Linked DNA regions of Homo sapiens: region 2 is linked to region 1. Evidence: read pairs that join two places in POLR2A ChIA-PET (ENCODE). Cell type or tissue: PC-3. All regions are shown on one strand. Links, peaks and the distances in the headings refer to the core of each region. The heading gives the core; the rest is flanking DNA.

Region 1 (15,171 bases), core at 2,676-10,675:
GCCCATTTAAATCTTTAATCTATCTGGGGTTAATTTTGTATAAGTTGTAAGGAAGGAGTCCAGTTTCAATTTCCTGCATATGGCTAGCCACTTCTCCCAGCACCATTTATTAAATAGGGAATCCTTTCCCCATTGCTTCTTTTTGTCAGGTTTGTTTAAGATCAGATGGTTGTAGGTGTACAGTTTTATTTCTGAAGTTTTCTGAGTTCTCTATTCTGTTCCATTGGTCTATGTATCTGTTCTTGTACGAGTACTATGCTGTTTTGGTTATTGCAGTCTTGTAGTATAGTTTGAAGTCAGGTAGTGTGATGCCTCCAGCTTTGTTATTTTTCCATAGGATTGTCTTGGCTATTTGGGCTCTTTTTTGGTTCCACATGAACTTTTTTAAAGTTTCTTCTAATACTGTGAAGAATGTCAGTGGTAGTTTAATGGGAATGGCATTGAATCTATAAATTACTTTGGGCAGTATGGCCATTATCATGATATCGAGTCTTCCTATCCATGAGCATGGAATTTTTTTCCATTTGTTTGTGTTGTCTCTGATTTCTTTGATCAGTGGTTTGTAGTTCTTGAACAGGTCCTTCACTTCCCTGTTAGCTGTATTCCTAGGTATTTTATTCTCTTTCTAGCAATTAGGAATGGGAGTTCATTCATGATTTGGCTCTCTGTTGCCTGTGTTGGCGTATAGGAATGTTAGCAATGTTTGCACATTGATTTTGTATCCTGAGACTTTGCTGAAGTTGCTTAACAGCTTAAGAAGCTTTTGGGCTGAGACACTGGGATTTTCTGGATACAAGATGATGTCATCTGCAAACAAGGATAATTTGACTTCCTCTCTCCCTAATTGAATATCCTTTATTTCTTTCTCTTGCCTTATTGTCCTGGCCAGAACTTCCAATACTATGTTGAATAAGAGTGGTGAGAGAGAGCATCCTTGTTTTGTGCCAGTTTTCAAGGGGAATGCTTCCAGCTTTTGCCCATTCAGTATAATATTGGCTATGGGTTTGTCATAAATGGCTGTTATTATTTTGAGATATGTCCCTTCAATACCTAGTTTATTGAGAGTTTTTAATATGAAGGGAGGTTGAATTTTATCGAAGGCCTTTTCTGTGTCTATTGAGATAATCATGTGGTTTTTGTCTTTAGTTCTGTTTATGTGATGAATTACATTTATTGATTCATGTATGTTGAACCAGCCTTGCATCCTGGATATGAAGCCAACTTAATCGTGTTGGATAAACTTTTTGATATGCTGCTGGATTTGCCAGTATTTCATTGAGGATTTTTGCATCGATGTTCATCAGGGATATTGGCCTGAAGTTTTCTTTTTCTGTTGTATCTCTGCCAGGTTTTGGTATCAGAATGATGCTGGCCTCATAAAATAAGTTAGGGAGAAGTCCATCCTTTTCCATTGTTTGGAATAGTTTCAGAAGAAACTATTGGCCTTGGCCAGCTCTTCTTTGTACCATGTTGGAATTCAGCTGTCAATCCATCTGGTCCTGGGTTTTTTTTGGTTGGTAAGCTATTTACTACTGCCTCTATTTCAGAATTCATTATTAGTCTATTCAGCGATTCAATTTCTTCCTGGTTCAGTCTTCGAAGGGTTTATGTGTCCAGGAATTTATCCATTTCTTCTAGATTTTCTGGTTTATGTGTATAGAAGTATTCTCTCAGAGTTGTTTGTATTTCTGTGGGATCAGTGATACTATCCCCCTTGTCATTTCTGACTGTGTCTTATTTGATTCTTCTCTCTTTTCTTCTTTATTAGTTTAGCAAGCAGTCTATCTATTTTATTACTTTTTTTGAAAAAAGCTCCTGAATTCATTGATATTTTGAAGGGTTTTTCATGTCTCTGTCTCCTCCAGTTCTGCTCTCATCTTGGTTATTTCTTGTCTTCTGCTAGGTTTAGGGTTTGTTTGCCCTCAGTTCACTAGTTATTTTATTTGCGTTGTTAATTTGAGATCTTTCTAGCTTTTTGTTATGGGCATTTAGTGCTATAAATTTCACTCTTAACACTGCTTCAGCTGTGTCCCAGAGATTCTTGCTAAAAGAAGCACTAAATATGGAAAGGAAAAACCATTACCAGCCATTACAGAAATACACTGAATTACACAAACCAGTGACACTATGAAGCAACCATATAAACAAGTCTGCAAAATAACCAGCAAGCATCATGATGACAGGTTCAAATGCACACAGAACAATATAACTTTAAATGTATGTAAATGGACTAAATAAATGCCCAATTAAAAGACACAGAATGGAAGCTGGATAAACAGTCAAGACCCATATCAATGGTAACAGTTTTCCCTTTCCATATTTAGTGCTTCCTTCAGGAGCTCTTGCAAGGCAGGCCTGGTGGTGACAAATTCCCTAAGCATTCACTTGTCTGAAAAGGATTGTATTTCTTCTTCACTTGGGAAGCTTAGTTTGGCCAGATATGAAATTCTGGGTTGGAAAATCTTTTCTTTAAGAATGTAGAATATTGGCCCCCAATCTCTTCTGGCTTGTAGGGTTTCTGTTGAGAGGTCTGCTGTTAGTCTGATGGGCTTCCCTTTGTAGGTGACCTGGCCTTCCTCTCTGGCTACCCTTAACATTTTTGTCTTTCATTTCAACCTTGGAGAATCTGATGATTATATGTCTTTGGGTTGATCTTTTCATGAAGTATCTTACTGGGGTTCTCTGGATTTCCTGAATTTGAATGTTGGCCTGTCTTGCTAGGTTGGGGAAGTTCTCCGGGAATGATATCCTTTTTCTTTGTTTGTTTGTTTGTTTGAGACAGTCTCACTCTGTCACCTAGGCTGGAGTGCAGTGGTGTAATCTCAGCTCACTGCAGCCTCCCAGGTTCAAGCAATTTTCATGCCTCAGCCTCCTGAGTACCTGGGACTATAGGCGCACACCACCACACCCAGCTAACTTTTTGTATTTTAGCAGAGACAGGGTTTCACCATGTTGTCCAGGCTGGTCTTGAACTCCTGAGCTCAGGCAATCCACCTGCCTCAGCCTCCCACAGTACTGGAATTACAGGCATGAGCCACTGTGCCCGGCTCTCCTGGAATGACATCCTGAAGTATATTTTCCAACTTGGTTCCATTCTCCCCATCTCTTTAAGTTACCCCAATCAGTCATAGATTTGGTCTTTTTACATAGTCCCATATTTCTCAGAGTTCATTATTTTTCATTCTTTTTTCTCTATTCTTGTCTGCCTGTCTTATTTCAAAAAGACAGTCTTCAAGCTATAAGACTGTTTCCTCTGCCTGGTGTATTCTGCTTTTGATACTTGTGATTGCATTGTGAATTTCTCATGTTGTGTTTTTCAGCTCCATCAGGTCGGCTATGCTCCTCTCTAAATTATTCTGCCTCTCAGCTCCTGTATTGTTTTATCATGATTCTTAATTTCTTTGCATTGGGTTACAACATGCTCCTTTAGCTCAGTGAAGTTCGTTATTACCCATCTTCTGAAGCCTACTTTTGTCAATTCAGCCATCTCAGCCTCAGCCCAGCTCTGTGCCCTTGTTGCAGAGGTGCTGCAGTCATTTGGAGGAGAAAAAGTACTCTGGCTTTTTGAGTTTTCAGTGTTTTTGCCTTGATTCTCTTGTGGACTTATTTACCTTTGATATTTGAGGTTGCTGACCTTTGAATAAGGTTTTTGTGGGGTATTTTTTATTGATGTTGTTGTCGTTTTCTGTTTGTTTGTTTTTCTTTTAATAGTCAGGCCACTGTTCTGTAGGGCTGCCGTGGTTTGCTGGGGGATTGCTCCAGACCCTAGTTGCCTCAGTTTTTCCCTTACCTGGAGGTATCACCAGTGAAGTCTGCTAAACAGCAAAGATGGCAGCCTGCTCCTTCCTCTGGGAACTCCCGTCCCAGAGGGGTAACTGACCCAGCCTGGATGCTCCTGTAGGAGGTTTCTAGAGACCTTTGTTGGGAGTCTCACCCAGTCAGGAGAAACAGGATCAGGAGCCTGCTTAAAGAAGCAGTCTGGCTGCTTTTTGATAGAGCAGGTGTGCTGCATCAGGGTGACCTCCCTGGACTCTTCAGACCCAGCAGGCTGGAAAGGCTGAGGTGACTGTACTGCAGAGACATAAGCTTCCCCCCTCCCCCTGGGGGCTCCATCCTAGGGAAAGATTAGAGTTCTGTTTGTATAACTCTGGCTGGAGTTGCTGAAATTCCCACAGGGAGGCCCTGCCCCGTGAGGAGGGATGGATTCAGGTCCCACTTAAAGAAGTCTGGCCACGATCTGGCATAACAGCTGTGCTATTTTGTGGGGGACTCCTCCTTGTCTGACTACCTGGAATCCCAGGAACCAGCAGGCTAGAACAGCTGAATTGACCTAACTGCAGAAATGGTGGCAGCCCCTCCCGCTGGCAACTCGTCCATTTCAGGCAATCTCCAGCCCACTGCATTGTCGAACCTGAATTCCAAGCCAATGGGTCTTAACCTGAGAGGTGCCACGGAAGTGGGGCCCACAGAAGGATGCCGATTGGCTCCCTGGATTCAGCCTCCTTTCTAGAGGAATGTATGGATGGAACTCCCACCTTGCCAGAAATCCCCGGGCTAGAGACTGTAAAACTCCTGGGTCTCGGCCGCGCACTGTGGCTCACGCCTGTAATTCCAGCACTTTGGGAGGCCGAGGTTGGCGGATCACGAGGTCAGGAGATTGAGACCATCTTGGCCAACATGGTGAAACCCCGTCTCTACTAAAATACCGAAAAAAAAAAAATTAGCTGGGCGTGGTGGCAGCTGCCTGTAGTCCCAGCCATTCGGGAGGCTGAGGCAGGAGAATAGCTTGAACCCTGAGGGTGGAGGTTGCAGCGAGCCCAGACCGCGCCACTGCACTCCAGCCTGGTGACAGAGCAAGACTCCGTCAAAATTAAAAAATATATATATATACACATATATATGTGTATATATATAGTATATGTATATGTATATATATGTGTATATATAGTATATGTATATGTATATATATGTATATATATAGTATATGTATATGTATATATGTATATATATGTGTATATATGTATGTATATATGTGTATATATATGTATATAATATAAATAAAAATAAAAACCTGGGTCTCTATGTGAGCCTGAACGACAGCTCTGCTGAGACTCCACACAGCTCTGTGTATCGAACACAAGGCCCTGGTGGTGTGGGCTCACGAGGGGATCTCCTGATCTAGGGTTTGTAAAGATCTGTAGGAAAGCATGGTTTCCCGGGTGGAGTCAGGAAAGCATGGTTTCCCGGGTGGAGTCACGCCATCACTCACTGCTTCCCTTGGCTGGCGGTGAGGGTTTCTTTGCCTGCGTGCCGCTCCCACGTGGACCGTCACCCCACCCTGCTTTTCTCCATTTTCTGTGGGTCGAGTTGATTGCCTAGTCAGTGCCAGTGCGAGAACCTGGATATTTCAGTTGAAGACGCCAGATTTACTTGCCGTTTTCATTCTTCTCTGTGAGAGCCGTGGAACACAGCTGCTTCTTATCATCCGTCTTGGCCCCTCCCCCCAAAATATTAATATTATTCTTTTTCACCTAGCTGCCTTTTCCTTTCTGAATCAGCTGGCAAACTTCCTAACATCCTTCAAGATCCAGTTTCAAAGTCCCTTTTAACAGTGGCTCAAACCTGTAATTCCAGCACTTTGGAGGCCAAGGTGAAAGGATCACTTGCACCCAGGAGCTCAAGACCAACCTAGGGAACATAGTGAGACCCTGTCTCTAAAAGCATAAAAATTAGCCAGGCATGGTGGCACGTGCCTGTAGTCTCAACTACTCAGGAGGCTGAGGCAGGAGGATCATGTGAGCTCAGGGGGTTGAGGCTGCAGTGAGCCATGACCACACCACTGCACTCCAGCCTGGGCAACAGAGCAAGACCCTGTCTCTAAGTAAATAAATAAATAAAAATAAACAATAGAATCTCCATCTCTAGAAATTCTCCTTTATTTTGTCTATTGCCTTCTCCTGTCTGTGCTCTCCTGGAACTTTAGCGATGTCTCTAACACCTATCGTACTACACATAGAATTTATTTATATGTCTGTCTGTCCAGCTAGTCTGTGAATTCTAGCACCTAGAGCAATACCCAACTTTCAGTAAACAACAGATGTTGACTGGATGGTCTGTGACTGAATGAAGGAAATAGCGTAAGAACCTATGCTTTTCCTCAAATGCTTTACAGTATTAGTTCAGACTTGTTAGTTTATGCATATCTTTGGTGTAACTGACATAACTGTTCTTCATGAAGTCAAATAAAGCTGAAAACCTTAATATGTATCTAACAGGGAAAAAATCTATTTGGGGTTACTGGGACTGTAGAATTGTTGAGTTCCTAGGACTGAAGGTCAGAAACCACAAAGAGGTAGAGGAATGGGAAGGAAGTGACTAAGAAGGGCAGCATACTAACTGGTTAACTGTTATCATCACAGAAACCAACAGTAGCTCTGATTTACATTAAGTTGCTTCAACTCTAGGAGTAGTCTTGATTTCTTGGCAGATTTTCTTCTTAGATGACAGTGCTTGGCTTTCTGGCCCTTGACATTAGTAAGACCTTCTCCTGCTGAGTCATTTGTTGCAGTTCTCTCTGGCATCGTTCCTCTATGGATTATGTATTTCCCCTTCCTATTCATTAACATTGTTTTCTTGATAGATTCTGCAGCTATTGTCATTACAGTTGTAAGTACCCTTTGCCCTTGGAAATTACATGGTATGGTTAATGAATATTTTGGTTGAAATGTTTTTGTGTTACATTTTCTGATTTATTCTTAAAAATTATCTTAAGAATAAGAAATAAGAATAAAGAGTAAAAAATACATTTCTAAGAGCAAGGACCTTTGAAGTGCAGCTATTAATGTTAATAGACTTTATATTTACAATAAAGATCTCAACATTTTAAGTGAACAAAATTTACTGAGGGAAAAATAGAGTAATAGAAAAATCTTATTAAGGATGATTCAATAAGCCTTTCAACCAGCATATTCCTGGCATACCCCTATGTGCAAGAAACAAAGTTAAATAACAAAAATGTCCTAACTTGTACTTCTTCACAATCTACAGGAAATACTCTAATTGTAATGCAAACTAATAAGAGAAAGCATTATAGTCTATGTAATAGGTATGAATCTCACCTTACAAACTTACATGTATAATAAATATATTTATTATTTTCTGTATTCATGCTTAATTATTTTTTTGTACCAATCCCCATCTTCCAGACCAGCAGAAAATTGATTCTGGTAATTATTTGGTCTTTCTCTCTCATCCTCTTACCTGGGTGATTGGAATGGGAGAGAAAGAAGAGTGTTATTGTTCATTGTTTGCCTGTTTGCAGGACTCCATAGGATCGGGATCTGTGTCCTGCAGGAGAAACAAGAAGCTCTTAAATGGCTGCAGATGGTTTTCTCAGCCTAAGTTCCCAGTCTACTGGGAACTTAGTGGGTAGAGGGTGCCTGGCCATAGAGAGGCAGAGTCGTCAAATGTATGCAGCCCTGGTAAGATGACTTTGGCATTGCTTGGACTCACATCCTACGCACACCGTATCTGTGTGTGGTCTTGTGCAAATTTTTAAAAATTTCCTCAGCTTTAGGTTTGCATCTGTAAAGTGGAGATATGTATATTACCTACCTCACAAAGTTGTGGTGAGGACAAAACGAGCTAATTTAATATAAATTGCATAACACAATATTTGGCACATAGCAGTACTCAGGGAGAGTTAGCTGCTATCATTATCTTGCTGTTGTTGTTGTTACTGGAAACTGATACCATCATGCTCAAGGCATTACCAGAAAGAGTATATAGGTCCCCTTTGATCTTGGGATCTCCAGAGTTCTTTCTCTTCCTCCTTTCTCTAGCCAGGGAAATCTTTGTAATCTAGGACAAAGGCCCTATGTTGTTTACCACTTTCTTCTAGATTCTCCACCTCCAGTTGCATATCATTTTATCTTGATATTTTTTCCTAGGGTCACATATCAAAATGTCCTCAATAGCATTAGGTTAGTTGTGTTTTCTTTGTTTGTTTGTGTTTGGTGGAGGACCTTCTTCTACAAAAACAATGGCCCAGGGCCCTCCCCTTGCTTGTTTTGGGGGAGGAAGAAAAAAGGGAAAATACAGAAAGAAAAAACCATTATTTTGTATTTCAAAATGTTATTTAGCCACACTGATGCAAAGTGGTAAGAGACATTAAAATGAAAAAAAATTAACTCTCTTTGGGGAAAGAGGAAAGAAATCTCTCTGAAGGAAAAGAAAAATTCATTCGTTCTCCAATGTTTTATCTGTAGTCTTGCTGAGTGCCTGGTACATTGTAGGCATATAATACATTTTCGTTGGATAAATGAAATAAATTCCTGTAAGAAGAAATAGCATGGACAAAATTATGAGCCTTAAAAATATTTAAGTGTTCAGAGAAGTAACAAGTAGATGGAAGCACAGCTTTAAAGGATGAAGGGAGAGAAAGAATGCATGCAAAAATAATAGATTTTTTTTTTGAGACAGGGTCTCACTCTGTTGCCCAGGCTGGAGTGCAGTGGTTCCATCTCGGCTCACTGCAACCTCTGCCTCCCAGGTTCAAGTGATTCTCCTGCCTCAGCCTCCCGAGTAGCTGAGATTACAGGCACACACCCCCACACCCAGCTAATTTTTGTATTTTTCATAGAGATAGGATTTCAACATTTTGGCCAGGCTGGTCTCAAACTCCTGACCTCAACTGATCTGCCTGTCGTGGCCTCCCAAAGTGCTAACTTACAAGTGTGATCCACTGTGCCCAGCCTAGAAATTTTAAATGCTTTAAAACTAACCAGTGTGAACTCAGTGGTCTCCCTAAAATGCTTAAATTTTTCCCATAACAGAAGTATAGATTTAAGCAAGGGAGTGACAATATCAGTTATAAATAATGGGGATTATGGTACAAGACTAGATGCAAGAGAGAATAGAGAACTAGCAAGTTCTGCAGTGGTCCAGAAAAGAAGATTGAATTGTTGGATATAATCACCTGCTCCTCTGTAATAGAATTATATATCCACACTCTTGCCACAGCCTTGCAGAGAGGAGGACTAAGTGAACTTCCCCGCCCCTTCGCACTGGGCTCTGCCATGTCTTCCTTTGACCACAGATGCTAGTGGACATGACTCAGGCATAAGCTTGAAATGTGCTTGTGCCATTGGGCTAGCACTTTGAGCTCTGGGAGCACTTTTACCTTGGGGAGAACATGCCTCAGTAAGCCACTGCCCTCGAGCCTAGGCCCCAGAATGAGACACATGCTACAGGCCTGAATCCAAAATGCAGCCTGTAGCTCAGGGACTCAACTCTAGAGTCAAGCCTCACCCAAATGAGACTCATGAGAATGAAAAGATGTTGTTCTAAGGTAGCCACTGAATTTTAGTTTCCTATAGGGTACTCTGGATTCCAAAACTTGAGATCTTTAAAACTCAATACCCATCTCTTCACACTGCTGTCTCTGCCCTTGACAGTGCTTACAAGACCATTCAAAGTTTTGAGAAAGTTCTACTTTGTTGGGTGGAATCCTTGAGGAAGCCTGTTACTTTGTTCCTAGAAAAAAAATAGAATAATACCAACCAATTATTTGAAAGAAAAACCTGAACTCAATGAAATAACTGCTATGCAAATGCTCACAAAATGAAAAGGTAAGGTTTTGTAATATAAATTAGGGAATTTATCAGAAGAGTTTCCACAGATTGTGTTTAGAAAATGTTTCTTTTCACAAAATGGGTTTCGGTCATACTGTAAACATCAATTACTAAATATTTGCAGAGTTGTTGTCTAACTCTATGAATTCTTGAGCTGTAAAGCAAAGATGGAAAGAATGGTACAAAATGGGTTTCGGTCATACTGTAAACATCAATTACTGAATATTTGCAGAGTTGTTGTCTAACTCTATGAATTCTTGAGATGTAAAGCAAAGATGGAAAGAACGGTACAAATGTCTTACAGGCCCAATCATGCCATCACATCACGCTACCACCAAGAAGCTGGACTGGCTAAGCAGTACACAATCACCTGGTCAGCTGCATTCCAGTGAAACCTTGCTCAAAGCAGAAAAATCCTGTATTGCAGTAAAGCGTTGCTTAAGGCAGAAAAACCCTGTTGGGCTATGGTGTTGTGGTGTTTTTTGATGGCTCCTAAAGAGAGCACAACTTAGCTAGGTGGGAAGTTTTCCCTGAAGAGAGTGTAAATTTTCATGGTCAATCATTCTGAGTGAGCTCCAATATTGAGGCAGAAAATGAGGACCCAGGCCTTAGGTTGGGGTGAATGGGAATCTTCACTTTGGACTAGGGGTTTCTGCTGGACTCTGAGTCAGACACATGCTGGGACTTTCCTGGTAAGGAAATGTCAGCCAGCCTCAAGCTGGACCAATAAGAAATCTGAGGTTCTGTGTATTTTAACAGTAGCCATTTTTATAGCAATTGTAAGTTACTCTCTTTGTCGCACTTTCCTTCATGATGCCTGAACCTTTAATAGTTTAGTTAACATTTTATCCTGGTCTCAATTGTGCTATGGGGAGTAAGGGAGGAGGTCTACTTTTTTCAGGTGGAGAAGAGCAAGTGTCACTCTTGCCTGAGATCAGAAAGGCAGTAGTGGTGGTGGTCATTCTTGGAGGAAAAGGGAGTTGAGACCATATGTTTAGTGGTCTCAGGAGGCCGGCCAATGGCAGAGACAGCAGTGTGATGAGGAGGCCACCTGCTCCTGAGCATATGGGAGGCAGTACCCGGGAAAATCCTCAAAAGTTAAGAAGTCTAATTTCCAGTGATTAGGCTGGTATGGGCTCAAGCTATGATAATTTTGGAATTAAAAGAAAACATGATCTTAATTTATAGTTACTAGCTGGTAAAATCTGGAACACTTGGATTACAGAAATTATTGCAAAATATTTTTCAGATTTATAAAATACTTTTTCTTTAAGATGTAAAATGAAAGAAACCTCACAAGAAAATTTTAAAATCACAATCCAAAATATGATTCTCACAGATAAATATGTTTTTCACTTAAAAAAATTTTATCTTTGTAAACAATAACTAACTTGTATGGCAAATTACCACTTACCTGGACATATGGAAGGGAGGTAGATGATGGGAGGTTTTGTGGGGACCATTAGTAAGAAGTTACCTTAAAAAAATGCTTTTCTTGATGCCAAGAGCATATTAATGAGACAGAGGAAATTATATTTTTGGCTTTTTAATGATGCATTTGGCTTCTCTCTTTAAAGACTACTCTCCTAAAATTAAAACATTAAATTTGGGGGGAAAATGTATACTTTCAAAAAATGCAGGGCATTGTCTTTTGGTTAATTATTTATAGCAGCTTAAAGTCACTTCCCTTGCCAAGTAAATTGAAGAATTAGATTGAGGGGGAAAAAAAAAAAAAACCTTTGTCTCCCTGTTCAGAAAAAGAATGTATGTCTGGTGCCTTTCAATGAAGTTAGGTTTTAAATGATATTCTTTAATATCATTTAAAATATTTAAACTTGAAAATGTGGCCAGGTGCAATGACTCACACTTGTAATCCCAGCACTTTGTGAGGCCAATGTGGGTGGATCCCTTGAAGTCAGGAGTGGAAGACCAGCCTGGCCAACGTGGTGAAACCCTGTCTCTACTAAAAATACAAAATTAAAAAAAAAAAAATTAGGTGTGGTAGCACCCCTCTAATCCTAACTACTCCAGAGGGTGAGGCAGGAGAATCGCTTGAACCCAGGAGGTGGAGGTTGGGTTACCCAATCCTGCTTGGGTAACAGAGCAAGACTCTAAAAAAAATTTTTTTAAAGCTTTTTTTAAACAAAACTCCTGACGTTTTATTTATTCATTTCTAACATTTATGAAATAGAAGACTTGACAGATTTTTCCATGCGTATGGTCCTTTTGCTTTGCTAAGAGTTCTTAAATGAAAGTAAGGATTAGTTTCAGTATAATGTATGATAAGAAAAGAATATTTACTTCTATGAAATCTTTAAGAATAAAGACATTCATTGGGCACTCAGTACATTACACTCTTTTGTAGTACCCTGATATGCACATTTTATATTCAGAGCCATCTTTAGTATCCTATATAACAGAACAATTTGGTGATATATAAAATAAGAAAATAATTACACTAGTTTTCTAAGATACACATCCTTGTTTTTCATAGAAAAGATAATACAAACCTTACAAAAAGACGTTTTTTTGTTTTTTTTTTTGTTTTTTTTTTTTTTTTTTTTTTTTTTTTTGAGATGGAGTCTAGCTCTGTCGCCAGGCTGGAGTGCAGTGGCGCGATCTCGGCTCACTGCAACCTCCACCTCCCGGGTTCACACCATTCTCCTGCCTCAGCACCCCGAGTGGCTGGGACTACAGGCGCCCGCCACCACGCCCGGCTAATTTTTTGTATTTTTTTAGTAAAGATAGGGTTTCACCATGTTGGCCAGGATGGTCTCGATCTCCTGACCTCGTGATCTGCCTGCCTCAGCCTCCCAAAGTGCTGGGATTACAGGCGTGAGCCACCGCGCCCGGCCGAAAAGTCATTGAATCTTTTAAATGTGCTTTTAAATCATTCTTAAGTGATCCCAGCTCTCAACATGTCAAAAATAGGACTATCATATGTGGAAGGGCATATGGAGACATTTTTCCTTCTCAGAAAATGGAGTAACAACGGTTAATTTGGAATTTTAAGTTCTTAAGTTCTTAATATACATTTTCTCTTGAGAATCAGTATTACTTTCTTGCTTTCATTCACAAGCATAGTCCAGGGCTTCCTCTTGTTAATGTATATATATTTATAGAACATAATGAAGCCATGCCCGATTAGCCCTGGGCACTTGCAGGGCCTGGTCAGAATGGTAAACAACAGGATGTGGGGGACCTAACTCCTCAAGAATGCCAACACCCTTCTATCTAGAGGGAAAAATAAGCAACCTGTGTGCACTACTAAAAATAAATTAATTTTATTTAAAATCTATTATTTGATCTACAAAAATGGCACAAAAAATTAAATATTTCTCCTAATATAGGATGTATTAAAATGTTTCTTTAGTGCTTCTTAAATGTATATCTTTTCTTTTTTCTTTCTTTTTTTTTTTTTTGAGACAGAGTCTCGCTCTGTCGCCCAGGCTGGAGTGCAGTGGCAATCTCGGCTCACTGCAGCCTCTGCCTCCAGGGCTCAAGTGATTCTCCTGTCTCAGCTTCCTGAGTAGCTGGGATTATAGGTGTGTGCCACCACGCCCGGCTAAGTTTTGTATTTTTAGTAGAGATAGGGTTTCACCATGTTGGTAAGGCTGGTCTCGAACTCCTGACCTCATGATTTGCCCGCCTCAGCCTCCCAAAGTGCTGAGATTACAGGCGTGAGCCACCATGCCCAGCCAAATGTGTATCTTTTCAAAGTACAATAGTATCCTCATAAATAGAAATAGCTTGTGAGGAATATCAGCGGATACCAGCCGAAAGAACTTCAATGCATAAAAATGAAGTGTGTTCAGACTAGAGACCTTTCTATTATTAATGAAATGGAGCACCATGAGGAAATGCAAGGAGACAGGAGTAATAGCAAAGTCATAAATTAAATAGTGACTTAAAAGCAAGAGTTCCTTACTTCCCCAGCACATGATACCTACCTACTAAAGTTTATTCAGTGGGATATAATGAAACAGTACTATTGCTTCAAAGGAATAAAATCATTCAACGTATAGAAAAATTATTTCAATATCAGGGATATTAGGGTAAGTGAGATCAAGCACCTACTGCTCTTCTTTTAATAGCTTGTGCACCAAAAAAGACTCATGTCTTTCTTGGCTCCACACACACACAGCCTTTTATGAACCTTTATATAATGTATATTTTCCTTTCATCAAAACAAAAATTAAAGTTTATCATGAAGTTTGAAGTTTATCATGTCTGAACTTGCTACACTAGAGTTGAGCTTTGCAATGTGATAACATTATACAAATATTCATACTAAAATAGAAGTCTCAGAATATAGAGAAGGCTAATTCATCATCGCCCAAAACTGCAATAACTGTGTACAGCTTTGGATCCATCTCTGTGATGCCCTTGGTACTCCTGTAATAGCCCCTTTGAAAAACTCCCAATTAAGGTAAAGCAGTTCTTCTTATGTCTCTGTAACAAAAAGGAAAAGGAACTTTTGAAAAGAAAGTTCATTTGTAGGGCCCATTAATCTTCATTTAAGTACCTCTAGTAAAACACATGTATCATATTTATTTCTGATTCTTCAGCCCCTAAATAGCATGAAGTCCATTACTCAATTGGTTCTCATAAAAGCTTACTGAATAGAAAAATAAATGAAGTAAGTACAATTGTAGAATATCTACACTGTATCTATATATATAGATATAATGTAAAGCTAAACACAGTACCAAACACTTGGTGAATGATCCACCAGAATAATGAGTCAAATAACCAAAAGCAACAAGGTGTGATTTCTTTTATTCCCTTGGAGTCTATAAAGGATTTTTGTAGCTCAGCTAATATGTATAGCTAGAATTCTTTACTTGGTGTGGAAATGATCACTTTCAGATAATAATGGCAAACAGTTTTTCTTGGCAAATTATCAAGAAACAAAAACTATAGGACAGGCATAGTTAATATTGGGGTAAAATAATTTAAAAAAAATACCGTTTCACTGTGAATTACCAACTGATCAATGTACCTTTTGAGCACCCGTAGTGGTATACGAGTAGTTTGACCTCTCCTATTTTCACTGATCCTTCTGCCAAATTATCACTTCAGTCTTTGGAACTCCTTTTTTTTTTTTTTTTTTTTTTTTTTTTTTGAGACAGGGTCTCACTTTGTCACCCAGGTTAGAGTGCAGTGGCACAATGAGGCTCACTGCTGCCTCCACTTCCCTGAGCTCAGGTGATCATCCTACCTCAGCCTCCCAAGTACCTGGGACTACAGGCACGTGCCACCACAACCAGCTAATTTTTGTATTTTTTGTAGAGACAGGACTTGTTCCCCTTGCCCAGGCTGGTCTCAAACTTCTGGACTCAAGCGATCCACCTGCCTTTGCCTCCCAAAGTGCTGGGATTACACATGTGAGCCACTGTGCCTGGCCTGGAACTACTTTTCAAGCTATTAGATACCTACAAACATAAAACTGCTTTCTTGCATATGTACAACCACACTTGCACCCCTATCTCCACTACCTACCTCCCAACCCCAAACACATACTCTTCAGGAAAAATAC
Region 2 (15,171 bases), core at 3,333-11,332, 52 kb before region 1:
AGCTGGGCGTGGTGGTGGTGGGTGCCTGTAATCCCAGATACTCGGGGAGGTTGAGGCAGGAGAATCACTTTAACCCGGGAGGCAGAGGTTGCAGTGAGTCGAGATGGTGCCACTGCACTCCAGCCTGGGCGACGAGAGCGAAACTCTGTCTCCAAAAAAATAGAAATAAAAATAAATAAAGTCACTGTAGAACCTGTCATCTTATGCTAGAAATAAATATATGTGTCTGCTTTGCCAAAAACAAAAACAAAAACAAAAACAAAAAAACCTAGAAATACACAAAGGTGCCTGGAGTCAAGAATTATTCAGAAGATACTTAATAAACAAAATCTCTTTTAAGCAAGCTCCAGTTGTACTCCTGAAATAATCACTTTGAAAGGATTCCTGGTTGCAAGTTGGAGACGTTAGTGGAAATGAAATACTAAACCACTATGTAGCTAATTTCATCTTTTGAAGTTCCTTAAATAAGGGTCCCCTTTTCTCCTGAAACACTATTTTCCTTCTAGTCTTATTGGTATTTTCAAACACACACCTTCTGGTAGACTGCAAGCCATCCAAATGAAAGAGTTATGTGCTAGCCACTAATGAATACCCCAAGCACCCAAAACTACACATTACTTTGATTAGTTGTTCAATATTCTTTTGATTTATTTTAATAAAGTGATGGGTAAATTCCTGAATATTTACACAATCAACAGATACTTAAATTAGATGAATTAAATTAATAAGAAAATGGATTTTACTTCGAGAGTAGAGAGAACTATTGAGAGGTTTCAGATACAGTCAGTAAAATCTAGAAAAAAATGAAGTAAGAGGTGGCTTGTTAAAATAAGTCTCAAACCACTATCCTAATTGAGGTGTCATTAGTTCAGAAAAGGATCACACAAACACCTAGCTTAATAGCTTATAGGCTTATGAACTTTATTCACTTTAGTAAGAAAAAGAATCTACCTTTGAAAACAATTTTTAACTATTTCCCCAATGTTAATTTAAAGGCTTTCATGTACATTTAATTTTCTACACTAATATAATATATCCAAGACAAAGAAGAACCAGGAGGCACTAAGTTGAAAAAGACAATTCTCAACTATTTCAAAGGGAGAGCAAAGGGATAGTTTCTACATAAACATTAATTTCATTCAGTTGATCGCAATATGATATTTTACCTCTCACCTTTCCTCCTCCTTGGAATTTTTGCTCCATCCTTCTTCATGCTTTGGGTAGAATCCAAGCCTATCACAAGATTATTAGGAAGGGTTCTGAAAATTCATGCCTCTAGATGAGAGGGGGAGAAAATCTTTCAAAGTCTCAATATTAATTCAGAATCTTAATTCTGAATCTGAATTAAGTCATTTAAAAATACTTATATATGTAGCAATCATTTCAGGTTCTTAACAATAAAAATAAAGGCTAAATTATCTTTCTCAAACAATCTGTAAGATACAGAAACTGATTGGTGCTTATGCATTTTCCTGTCTCTCTAAAATTATAACTTCCCAAACCTTCTGATTTTGTCCCAGAAAGGTAAATTCAAAGGCCTAGTCTCTTGCCCTTGGCATTAATTTGAGAGATGATGCAGACATCTTCTCAAACATATATTCCTTTCTAACATGTCACAAAGCAGATTTAAATGGGTACAACTTCAAAGCCAAGCAAAAAAATTAAATGTTCATACTACAGATTGAACATCTAAAGAGATTTTAAGGAAAGTTCCCTTTGAAAATTCTGCCCTTGAGAGAGAGTTCGCTTTTCATCACACATTTAGATTTTCATACTTGCTACTTTCACAGAGCATTCTGAAACTATTTCTCCTCTTGTGGTTGTAGTTTAACACTAGATCTAATAGCAGAAACCACTTTTTTCTGCTTATCTTAAGCAGGAGCGCAATCTGAATAAATTAATTTTATTTCTCTCCTGTTGGGGAAGTTCAGTCCAAATATCTATAAACAGATTTCCAAGTTGCATCTCCCATATTTAGATTTAAACAGTTCATCCATCACAAATACAGATTTGAAAATTATGTCCACAAATCCATTAAAGAAGTTTATTACATTCCATTTTGAATGACTGCAATTTGTTGGAACAGCAAGTAGGAAAACTAAACATGTTTGCATATACCCTGAAAAATTACATAATCTGAAAATTCTATTTTACTGGCAATTTAGTAATACATTATACCCATTGCATTTGCAGGAACTATGAAATGTAGCATTTCATAAAATGCTGAAGTTTTCTGAAATAATAACGTTAGATAGTAGCTTTAAAATTTTGAATAACACTAGCCATAGTCTAGCACCTTGCCCTCTGCTATGTAAGTTAAAGACCACAATTTCTCCTAAAGTGGCTTTAATGACATCAGCTGAAATTGTAGCGAAAAAAGAAAAGGAAAGAAGAAAAGCAAATAACAGTGAAATAAATAAATAAATCATTCCTGGTTTAACGATGTAAAAACAGTAATGAATTTCCAACTGAAGCGTCTCCAGAGTTAACATAGGACAAAGAAACAAAACTCTGTTACATAGAAACATCTTTTATATTGATGCTATGAAGTGAAAACTAGAAGCCACATGAAGGTAAACTATAAGCAATCGCAGAATCACTAGCTGCCTCAATTACATTAAAAAGCATTTATTAAATACACTATAGATGACATGGAATGGTCTTAAGAGACATCTGTGAAAGACAGTATCACTTCAGGATGGTTTAAGATAAGCAAATTCCAGTTAGCTGATATCAGTTATTTTGGACAGGAAAAACATATTGAAAAGCTGTATCATTAAGAGTCAACAGTATTATCTACAAGAAAGATGCTCTGAAAAGTCAGATTTTTAAGACTTAGCACTTGCAGTTTATGAAGTGGTAAGAAAGGATTTAAATTTAAAAAAAAAATGTTTATAACAGCTTGAAAGTCAATTGAAAGAACTAGAATTTATGTAGAGTTCCCTGAAGGGTATTTTGTTTATCTATTTCTAGGATACATGACCTTCAAACTTGTTTTTAGCCATGGAGCCACTTACTCAAATGAAAAAGATTAGCTCTGATCTCTAGAGCTGCCTTACTGTTGGATAATCTTCCAGTTTCAGACCATGTGCATCCTTAAAATCCCTAATTAAAATTCTCATCGGAATAGTGGGAGAAAAAAATGACATGAGGAGAAAGAGAGAGGTCATGGCAATCTTGATTGTCATTGTTGCTGGCTATCTTAAATGTCTCTGGGGACAATCTAACCCAAACCCCACTTTCAATTCCTTGTTCCACTTCTCCACTCCATTCCAGCTAATCACACCTGAGGCTGCAACCAAGTTTTTTTTATTTTCTGGAATGGCAAAATCTCAAAAGTCTTTATTTTTCTTATCATTCTCTCTGGCCACAGCACCCTTTCCAGATAACTCTGCCATTCCCCACACTAGTGTTTCTGCCTTATGAATACAATTATTTCTTCAATGTCTAAACTTCCCTGATGCATCACTGCTATCCGTAACCTAAATAGACCTCATAAATCACTTAAACCAGTGCTTTTGAATCATTTGCATAGCATGATAGAAAAAATAATATTTTAATTAATTTTAACATTTTATTTTAATATTTTAAATGCTCAAGGCTACTTATGCCAGTGGAAGTAACTAGCCTGAGAGTTCTGGCTCCTCTTGCCATGCTCAGCCCTTAGAGGGCTAAGAGGAGCTTTATCTCAGCATCTAAGTGTGCTACAGCTACAAAAGACATTGTGAGTTTTTGTGGAGGAAAATTTTGGGAAGCTCTGACTTAAACTACTTTTTACTAGGACCCTCAACTCCCTTGCCTCCTTATTCTCCCAAACAACCTGCCCTCAGTGCTAGAGCAACATATTCAACTATGGATTTCTTCTGCTCTTCAACATAAATTCTTGAGCATTATGGGGAAAAGTCACATGGTAAGGGGGACTGGTACCAACACAGGGTCTTGGTCTCTAACTTTGGATAGGTTCTGAAGATCAGCTGGCAATCTTTTGGTGAGCTCCTAAGCAACTCCATCTCCGATGCCATGTAACAGCCTTTTAAACCTTCACCATTCTCTTGAAGATCTTAATCCTAAACCCTCAAAGACTCTTAGGCCCCCCTTCACAGAAAAATAGAGGGTATTAGGTAAGTGTTCTTTCAACTCTTGCTCTCTCCCAGAAAGACTTGTACCTGAATCCAGGAACTCCATCTTCTCTCAGGATTCAGTGAAGACTTACCCAAATGCAGGCTAATTCCTCCTACACACTCTCTAGATCCTACTTTTCTCTGAATTCCTTGAGGAAGCCTTCCCATAAATTATCACTTCATTTACTGAATTTAAATGCAGCCTGTCTATAAGCTGTTTCTTAGTCTGATAATTATGTTAAAATCTTTCTTAATTCTACATTTCCCTATTTCTCTTCATCCCACCATAGCCAAGCTTTGTGAAAGGATCAAGTGACATTCATTATCCTCTTCACCTCCTATTTACTCCTGAAATGGAAATGTTTCGCCTCCCTTCAATTCACTGAATCTGCTCCTGTCAAAATCACTAATAACCTCCTAATTTCTCAACCCATTGGACGCCTTCCAGTCTTTAGCCTCCTGAACCCAACTTCGGCCTTCAAGACTTTTGACTCACTTTTCAAACTCTCACCCTGCTTGCTTTCTGTGCTATGGTTCTTTTCTGATTTTCCTTCTATTTCTCCAGATGCTCCTTTTCAAAATCTGTTGTGAGTCCCTCTTTTTCTACCACCACTCTTTTTTTAAAACTTAATATGCTCCAGATTTTATTATGAGCCATGTCTTCTCACTTTAAATACTTTCTCTGCAGTTCTTATCTAACCTAGTTGTAAATGCCCACTATAGGCAGGTTAAAACCTTTAGTTCTCTGTCTCTATCATTAGAATGTAAACATGTTGAGGGTAGGGAATTTTTCTTATCCCTCATTGTATTTTTAGCATCTAGCACATATTATGTGATCAGTATATATTTGTGGAATGAGTGAAGGAATTTTACATCTATATTTTTATCCCAGATGTTACTTTTAAGCGCCAGGATAGTTATCACATTGCCTACTTTCTGTTTCCGTTCAGATGTTCCTCACATGTCTCAAGTACATATTTCAGCCCAACCTCATCACACTTCTATATGTTCCTTATGGTGTTCAGATAACAGTCACAAAGTGGGTTAGTAAGACACAGTGATCACCCAGCATTCTTATCATGATGTAGTTTGTGGTTCTCTGCTATAAGAATTAACAGCTTGAAATGGAAAGTATAATGCAAGAATAATATTTCAGAATTTATTGATTCATACAAGGATACAAACATAACTCTTGAAAATATATCTAGGGCTTATTAATCTTGTAGTTTGGCCATACACTCACATCTTCCTCTATTTGAGCCTCCTGAAACTAATTTCAGCCTTTTGATTTGATTTTTGATCTGTTTAGAAGGACTGTCATATTTTCTCAACTCCTTCTCTTCCTTTACAATAATAGATGAGCTGCCAGCTCCTTCTGGAGGCCTTGGGTTTTGTCTTCCTCTCCCGAGTCTGGAGTGAATCCACATGCTACCTGTTCAAAGCTCTGAAGGCCTGCCTGGCTCATAGAATGTATCACCTACTATAGGAACTACCTGTTGATTTCTTTGTTTCCTGTACTACTTAATGAGCTTCTAGAGGACCAGAAGGTTATTCTGTTCTTATATTCTGTATGCCCAGAGAGAAGCATAGTGCCTGGCACAGAGTAAGTCCTTAATTAATAAATTTGGGTAAATAATGCTGGCAAGATGAGGGTTTTGTTAATGGGAGTGAGTAGAAAGAATAAAATTATACACAATTGAATGGATCATTAGGTTAAATCATATGTTTTAATTCAGAATATAACTTATTTGCCACCGGGCGTGTGGCTCACACCTGTAATCCCAGCACTTTGGAAGGCCGAGGCAGATGGTGATCACCTGAGGTCAGGAGTTCGAGACCAGCCTGACCAACATGGTGAAACTGCATCTCTACTAAAAATACAAAAATTAGCCGGGCGTGGTGGCGGGCGCCTGTAATCACAGCTACTTGGGAGGTTAAGGCGGGAGAATCCTTGAACCCAGGAAGCAGAGGTTGCAGTGAGCTGATATTGCACCACTGCACTCAGCCTGGACAACAAGAGTGAAACTCCGTCTCAAAAAAAAAAAAAAAAAAAAAAAAAAATATATATATATATATATATATATATCTTATTTGCTTATATTTGCTGATCTTCCAAAGGGATCAATAAACTCATCATCTGTAAGCTTAATAAGGATAAGAATAATGAAGGAGAGTTCTTTAATCCAGCCAGTATCATAGCCACCTCAGATTTGGCCACTGTTCTGCACAGCTCCTGAATGTGACAGAGTAGGTCTTCACCTGCATTTTCCTTGGCACTCTCCTTTTTTGCATTTCCATGTTTTCTAAGGCTTTTTGCCTGAAATGTGGTCCTGATGACTAGAATTCTGGCGGCCATTGTGGAGCTTTAAGAAAAAGGTGAACAGAATCACAGGAACTTCTGCACTAACATTTTTAAGCCATGAACAAGCAACTACCTACCTCTACACTTCTTATTACAGGAGAAAAATAAGTCCTGATGTGCTTAAGTCACTATGACTAACAATAGTCATATTCTTAGCTAATAGAATAGCCAACTACATAATATTATTTTAAATGTTTTGAGACATTCCTATCACCTGCACTCCTACCTCCCCACATTCTTACTGGATTCCCTCAACACACACACTGACACAGCACAGCACACATACCCACCCATATACACATATCCCATTCATCAGTTGGCCAAAGCCTGAAATTCCACAATTTGAGACTCATTTTCTTAATTTTAGTCTTTGATCTGCTTCAAAATATGAATGACCTTTGAATTAGTAGCACTTAACTTTAGACATTCATCCTTCCACAAACTTTTATAGCTTGTTTATTGTGTTGCCTGGCACTCTGATATGTATCTGAAAGTAAAGAAGATACAGTCACTGCCCTGAGGAGATTATACTCCAGTGATAAAGTCATTCCCAGGCCGGACACAGTGGCTTATACCTGTAATTCCAGCACTTTGGGAGGCCAAGGCAGGTGGATTGGTTAAGCTCATGAGGTTAAGGCTGCAGTGAGCTGTATTCTGGCCACTGCACTCCAGCCTGGGTGACACAACAAGACCCTGCTTCAAAAAAATATTAATACAATAAAAATAAAGTTATTCTCAAAAACTAACATTAAAATAGAGTCTCTGTGCTTGGAAAGAAGCATTAGCTTGTATTATTGAGGCACAAGAAAGGCATATCAAATTCATTATGGTGGGCAAAAGAAGATTTCCCAGAGGAACTTTCATTTTAGTTGAATGATCAGGACAAATAAAAGCTGGAGAGCTATTTGTTCAGTGGGAGTGGCAGTGTGCAGGGAAAGCATAAGAGGGAAGAGATCAGCAGGGGGGAATTCTGGGCATGGTAAGCATGGGAAACAACACATTTCAGCCTGACTGACCCATAGGGTATACCCACAAGTGTGTTGTAGGAGAGAAAAAGGAGGAGTCTTATATAAAATTTTATGACTTTAAACTTATGCCAGAACTTAAAGAAAACCATGAAGTATTCTAATATATGTTACAACATGATTAGATTTGCATTTTTGAAAGATTCTACTTTTCAGTAATGTGCAGAAAGAAATACAGAGGGATAAGTCATGAGACAATTAGTACAAAGTGGTTTATCTCAGAAATCCAAGTAAACAGTGATCAAAACCTATAGAAGTAGCAGAAACCATGACAGTATAGTTGGTAAGGGGGCAATTATTAGGAAATACTTATGAGATCAGATGGACACGACTTGGTAAACAACCAGATTGAAAAGTATAAAAGCAGAGGAGTTGGGAATGCTACCTAAGCTTCTCACTTGACCAATAATAATATTTATAACTACCCATACTAAAGCTTGATTTTTTATTTGAAACAGGGTCTCACTCTGCTGCCCAGGCTGGAATGCAGTGGCACAATCATAGCTCACTGTGACCTCCAACCCCTGTGCTCAAACAATCCTCCTGATAGGCTCCCAAAGTGCTGGAATTACAGGCATGAGACACTGTGGCTGGCCTAAAATTTTAACATATGCCAAATAAGTAGAAAAGGTGACATTTGAACACAAGCCTCTATGACTCCAAAGCCTGACAGATAAGTCAGCATTGCCTGCCAATGCCAGACCACTGACATTGCCATATATCAAAATTACAAAAAAGCACTTTGGGGATAAATAACAGAGAGGACAGTTTCACCTTATTCACTTTTTTCACTTTTGCATGTTCTATATGAAGACAAAATCTTAACATAAAATTTCTCACTGTATTTCCAAAATCTCAACTCACTATGGGTGCAAACACTTTCTGATAGAGACATTAGAGGCTTATAAATAGTATATGTCCAGCTCAATTGTGTAAAATCCCATAACAGAGACTTAGATATGCCTGGATGGGGTTAAATGTAAGTGATCGGTTTCAAAAGGCTCTTCTGAAAAATAACAAATATGCTGGTGCCAATGATATTTCATTTTGTTCTCACTTCTTCCCTTGCCTCATCAAGTCTGAATTTCCAGTCATTAGTTACTATGGAATGTGGACTTCTCTCAAATGAGGTTTCAACCTGACACCATCACTATTTCACCTTTCCATAGCTGCAATAATTTCAGGCATCCATATAATAACCAACACTAGAGATGTGTAAATAATCTGCCACAGTCCGTCAGTGATTAGGATTGTTTGTCTAAAAATGTCCTTAGGTCAGCTAGCAGGATGCTGTTCTTCTAACCTCTTCCCATTCTGCTTTTTGTTTTTATGTCATTTGCTCACTTCTCACAGGATGTGAATTTGACTGCAATGTCACAGAACCGTTAAGAACTTTGTAGAATTAAGACCGTACAGCACAGCCCATATTTCATTCATCCTTAATCCTCAAATGAAGTCTGTTAATATTTATAAAAGATGTCTACATTAATGATTCCTTCTTCTTCAAAAGGCAACTTCTCAGTCATAAAAACTTGGTTTACATTTTTTTCCTTATTTTTCCTCAGAGTGACACTATTTATAAGAAAAGAAAAGCTGGTTCATGCCAAGAAGAATGGAGGGAATCCTTGGCTGTCTAAATTTGCTAATCTCATGAAATAGCAAATATTTGAAACCGCTTCAGCTGATCCCCAATTTATCACACCCATGCAGACAAAAATCACTGACATTGAAAGTTATAATCCTGCACAATCTTATAATGCATATTTTGTTCACTAGACTGATAATGAGTTCTTTTTTAAAGTATCACTGATTCAGCCACAAGTCACTGGCTGTCAAAAAATGGCAGATTGCTCTTCTGATAAAGTGACACCATACGAAATACATCTTTGAACATAGGCTGCTTTTTAAATTGTAGAGCTCACACCTAAGGAAGCAATACCATTAATTGGAAAATGTCTTAAGATCACAATGTGTTGCAACAATGGAGTATCCAGTTATGGGTTTTGGACAACAGGAATAAAAGAAAACAATGTTAATTTTCTATTCAGTCCAAACAAACCATTAAGTACTTTGTTAATGTGTTTAATTTTTCTTTCCCCAGTCCAGCAGTAGCACAAATGCTGCCACTCTGAAACTTTCTCTATTGTAGTAAGATTCTTGTTATACAGTTCTCTGGCTTCAGTTCTAACACATTATTTTATTGCCTCCGTTACTTAAATATAATCATTACCACTCTTCCAAAACTGCCATGAGGCCTGCACTGCTTGGAAGGAGAATGAGGGTTTGATTTCCTTTGGGCAGGAGAGGGAAACTGGAGAAATCCTATTTTCTCCAGTTAGACTCACCAACCTGCATGTCCTATATGACAGACAGACTCCTGCTGTAAGGGTCTAGATTCAGACTCTTTCCCCCACATTGCTTGTTTGGGATCTTCATCAGTCCCAAAAGAGGCACACTAAATGTCTTATCCTGAATGTAAAATTTAAGTTGAAGCAAAGAGAAATGAGAAGGATGGTAACATCTACCTCACCAGCCAGACCAGTTGAATATATCCTGGAAATGAACAAGGGGTTAGTGTTGTAGCCAAATCACTTCACATCTCTCTATTTAATCATTTTCAAATGCAATGCTTTAGGATTTACCAATTCTAATTTGAAAACAGCTGTATTCTCCCATCAAAGGTATCTAACTCGAAAATCAATTTTGGTGAGGATTGCTAAATAGCACAGCTTGTGTATTTATCACAGGGCAATAGTAGTAAAACTCATGCACATAAATTGAAATATGGCCATTCTCATTTCTAAAAATACAAGTATTGGGCTGGGCACAGTGACTCACACCTGTAATGCCAGCACCTTGGGAGGCCAAGGCAGGCAGATCACTTGAGGTCAAGAGTTCAAGACCAGCCTGGGCAAAATGGTGAAACCCCATCTACTAAAAATACAAAAATTAGCCAGCATGGTGGTATGCACCTGTAATACCAGCTACTTGGGAGGCTGAGGCAAGAGAGTTGCTTGAATTCGGGGGGCAGAGGTTACAGAGAGCAGAGATAGTGCTACTGCACTCCAGCCTGGGTGACAGAGGAAGACTGTCTCAAAAATTAAAAATACAAGTATTAAATGCGTTCTAGTTATAATACTTTCTATGTTTCAACATTTCTAACTTATCTTTCCTAATTTTATGGTAGAATCCTCTAGACGTTCATAAAGACAAAGATTACCCATGGAATTCCCTCCCAGTGTTTTCCTGGGGGGCTGAAAATGAAAATAAGCAGAATTAAAGTTAATATCTCACGAGTTTCATCTTTTGATGAAGACCCAGCCAGCCGCAAACATTGCTTCTCCCCTCACCCCCATCCCAGTGCCTCCTAATCAGTCAAGGACTCAGTTCAAAGTGTCTAGTTCAAGACAAAAGGGAGTTTGAAACATTTATTCAGAACCAAAATGAATGTATCAAGTTTGGTTTTTGCCAACTGTGCAAATCCTTTTCAGTGCATGCAACATTTATACTGAACCAGCCTAACAGGCAAGGTCCCATGTCAGATCCTGTAGAGGCAATACAATTGAATGTGTAGACAGGAACCTAGATTTAGCAGGGGAATACCCAAGTATGCAAATAACTGCAATAAAATGATATGCAACTTTCAGCTCTCAGGTTAAATATTACTTCTTCAGAAAGGCTCATCTCTTCCTAAATCTAAATGAATCTTCTTTGTTAGCATTTCTCTTATACTTTTGTTTTTCTTCATAACAATTGCCACAATATGTTATTATATATTTACTTCATATTAGTTTGTCTCATATGTCTTCCCCAGTTAAGGGTAAGTTCAAGAAGGCACATTTTTTTTCTCCTTTTTCTCACTGTTACTCAGATTAACACAATGATTGTCACTGTCAAAAGAAAAAATAAGCAAATGAATGCAAAAACTTGATTCAATTAGTGAGAGTGAAGTATAAATAAAATGCAGTTAATTGATTTGGGAAGCCTTAGGAAGATTTCATAAAGGAAGGGAAATTTCTGTAACTAGGATTTCAATATTTGAAAGGAAAGGAAAAGAATGTATCCCCACTGGCTAAAAGAAAACTATAAACAAAAGCAGAAAAGGGGAAAGTGCAAGGCTAGATTCCTAAATGAGCTAATAAATATCACATGCCAGATTTGTTTTTCTATAGCTACTTACCAAAAAGTACATTTTAATTTTAAGATATTTGGGTCTTGATTGTTCCACAAAATCTATACAAGACTCTAAAAGAAGCATTGTTTTTAGCAACTGAAAACACCATGAATAGTAAAATCATTAAAAATAATGCCACCAAAGGAAAAAAATTTCTGATATTTATTAGGACATCATTTAGGACACAAAATGCTATGTCAGTTTTGCCTGCAAAGTAAGAAATTTCCTGCATTTTTGGTTGATGGCAGGTAACCTGAAAGAAATCACAGCATTGGCAAAATAATTGAACATCCATGTGGCATTAAGATTACAATCTAAAAGTATATACACACCAATATATAAAAGAATATTTTGTTAAGAATGGGGACACCTTAGCTTCATAAGAATAATCCATTTGAATTTGTAAGTCTTGATCCAGCTTAGAACTCTGAATCTTATTATCAAACTTCTTAGATGCTTTTTTTCACCCTCTTCTAAAAGAAATTAAAATACCCTATTTCCATCTGGATTACAAAAACAAAAATAATGGCCTTTTCACTAAGTTTAGTGTTAAAATAACAAATTAGTATGAGAACACCATGTGTGCCATTGCTACTAATGTATTTGAAAGCTTCAGAAATTTATCCAGACATATTTACTAAGAAACCATTTATTAAGCAACTACCATGTGCTACATACTGTGCTAGAGCTGGGCATATAGTCATAAATAAGACAACAAGTCTTGTCCTTTTGGATATTACATTCTACTCAGGTAAAACAGTAGCAGTACAGCACAACACAGATAGTACAGGCAGTAATAAAAATAATTACAGATAGTGATAAAGATCCTAAAGAAAATAAGACAGTAATAAAATTATATTAGACCATGTACAATCAAGGGAATCATCTAAGTATTTGAAACAAAGATAATGAATTAGTGGAAGAGCTTAAAAGTCAATTAGGACAGTGAAACTTCCCAGAGATTAGCAAAAGCAGAATGTCCTTACTACTCTTAGGTTGGAGGAACAAAGGAAGGAGGTCATGTTACCAGTTTCTAAGGCTTGGGGTCATCTGGAAGAAGCTGGAATCACAGTACAGGTGGAATGGAAGTGCAATGGAAGAAGTGGAACCACAGTGAAGGTGGGAACTGGAGGCATGAAGAAAACACAGGTAGTGCTGGAGGCACCATTAATAACTATGGATAGCATTTTCTCCTTACAAATGTATGGGGTAATCAATACACATACCAAACAACAGGAAAAAAAATCTGTTTTAATTATAAAAAGTTTTAGGGAGCACTAAATGAACTTTTAAATTATCGTATATCATATATTCATTTCTTCAGGAAGTAGTTCATAAGAATCTGCCATGTGCCTATACACCATGGAATACTACGCAGCCATAAAAAAGGATGAGTTCTTGTCCTTTGTAGGCACATGGATGAAGCTTGAAACCATCATTCTGAGCAAACTTATCACAAGGACAGAAAACCAAACACTGCATGTTCTCACTCACAGGTGGGAATTGAACAATGAGAAAACTTAGACACAGGAAGGGGGACATCACACACCAGGGCCTGTCATGGGGCTGGGGGAGGGGGGAGGGATAGCATTAGGAGATATACCTAATGTAAATGACGAGTTGATGGGTGCAGCAAACCAACATGGCACATGTATACATATGTAACAAACCTGCACATTGTGCACATGTACCCTAGTACTTAAAGTATAATAATAAAAAAATAATAAAAAAAAAGAAAGAAAAAAAAAGAAACTGCCACGTGCCAAGCATCATAGCAAGTATTGAGGATCCAACTGGGATACGGTACTAGTCATGCACCTTGACCACCTAAAAGTTAGTAATTGGTGATAATATCATTGTAATTTCTAGGACAGCTATATCAATGCTTTGTATGTAGTAGGTGCTCAATAACTGTCAAATGAATGAACAGGAATTTCATTTATTTATTTCATCAAAATGAATAAATTCCAGTTATTGGTAACTTTCAATAACTAAAAAAGTATATTAGAATATTCGACCGGGCGTGACCGCTCACACCTGTAATCCCAGCACTTTGGGAGGCCGAGGCGGGCAGATCACCTGAGGTCAGGAGGTCAAGACCAGACTAAACAACATAGACAAACCCCATCCCTCCTAAAAATACAAAAAATTAGTCGGGCGTGGTGGTACATGCCTGTAATCCCAGCTACTCAGGAGGTTGTGGTAGGAGAATCGCTTGAACCCCAGAGGCAGAGTTTGCGGTGAGCCAAGATCGCACCATTGTACTCCAGCCTGGGCAACAAGAGTGAAACTCCATCTAAAAAAAAAAAATTCAGCAAGCAGGTTTAAACAGAAAACTGACTTTATTCCCTTAAGGTATAATTGTTAAAAGAGTTGAAATGGTTCCTGAAAAATAGTACATCACTGAGAAAAAGACGTAGAAACATTTAAAAATTAAACCTTTGAGCAGATTTGGAAAAGAAAAAGCAAAACTAAACAAAACAAAAGCCTAACTGGCTTCTTCCGTAATAGGGAAGTATTGGCTATTACTGGGGGAAAACAGTACAACCACCAATCCGATAATCAAGTACTTGTTAAGACCCTTATATAAAATGCTATCATTTTAAACAGTGTGATTTAATGTGGAAGCAAATTAGCATAACATATAGAATAGAAAGGATATTGTCAGTTATCTTCAACATGTCTCTGCAAATTATACCCAAAATTCACTTAATAAGAACTTTTAAGATATGTAAATATGCCAAAGATCTAGTGTTTTCTATGAGATTATATACTTTTTTCTCATTTACCCTACTCTCATGGCCTTTCATACATATAAACATTGTCTAGCATCACGTATTGATCGGCATATAGTTGGGGATAAAGTGACAATCTCTTCTTATTAGCTATGGTATGATCAGTAAGCTAGTTATCCAACAATAATGCTTACTATAGTAATGTATGAATGTCTTGAAACCTGAAATTCTCTAAATGTTTGGTGATCTAAATATTAAAACATTATATTTTTTGAAGAACCAAGCCAAGATTAATGAAAGAATAACCAAATAAATGGGTCTATATGCCAGTCTTGTGCTAGATACTGGAGAATACTATATAGAAACACTATCTAAAAACAATGATGAAAATTTTAATTTTCATAATTTTACATAATTGTATGCTAAAATTATTTTTTTAACTCACAAGAGAGAAATATTCCACCAAATCTAGTCAAATATCTGCTTATCTGAGGAAATAAAAAGAGTTCATTGTATCCAGATTTAGGATAAATCTGTTACTGCAAGCAGAGGCATCTGTTGTTACTAGCATTGTGTGTGTGTATGTGTGAATATGAAGTGAATATGAATTTTACTTTCATAAGCTTTTTTTTTTCATCTAATTTCCAAATTCACAGTTGTGGTGAGATTTAAAGGGAATGAGTTCTCCCAAAACTCTAAAGAATGTAGCATTTAACTAAAAAGAACTGTAAATGCTGAGAAACAATGTGCTTCT

Evidence for each region. Peaks named below come from ENCODE experiments on the same cell type or tissue, not always from the same donor. Only the 100,000 strongest peaks of a DNase experiment are listed, where the experiment ranks them.
Region 2: POLR2A ChIA-PET joins it to region 1 with 10 read pairs; 5 of 35 experiments call an interaction of 5 or more read pairs at or near these places.

What each region holds. Positions count from the first base shown.
Region 1 is chr5:87,145,301-87,160,471 of GRCh38, forward strand. All of the region lies in intron 2 of LOC101929380 (a long non-coding RNA gene), which reads left to right. Among named protein-coding and RNA genes, the nearest start is that of MIR4280HG, 31 kb to the left of the region's middle. RefSeq lists a silencer at 6,299-6,499. In PC-3, for the core only: no CTCF peak of the experiment used is centred there; DNase peaks (open chromatin) are centred at 5,581 and 6,451; H3K27ac peaks cover 1,041 bases.
Region 2 is chr5:87,092,738-87,107,908 of GRCh38, forward strand. All of the region lies in intron 1 of MIR4280HG (MIR4280 host gene), which reads right to left. It also overlaps the pseudogene RN7SKP34. Among named protein-coding and RNA genes, the nearest start is that of MIR4280, 15 kb to the right of the region's middle. RefSeq lists a silencer at 9,181-9,381. In PC-3, for the core only: no CTCF peak of the experiment used is centred there; DNase peaks (open chromatin) are centred at 6,954, 7,004 and 7,424; H3K4me3 peaks cover 838 bases; H3K27ac peaks cover 2,734 bases.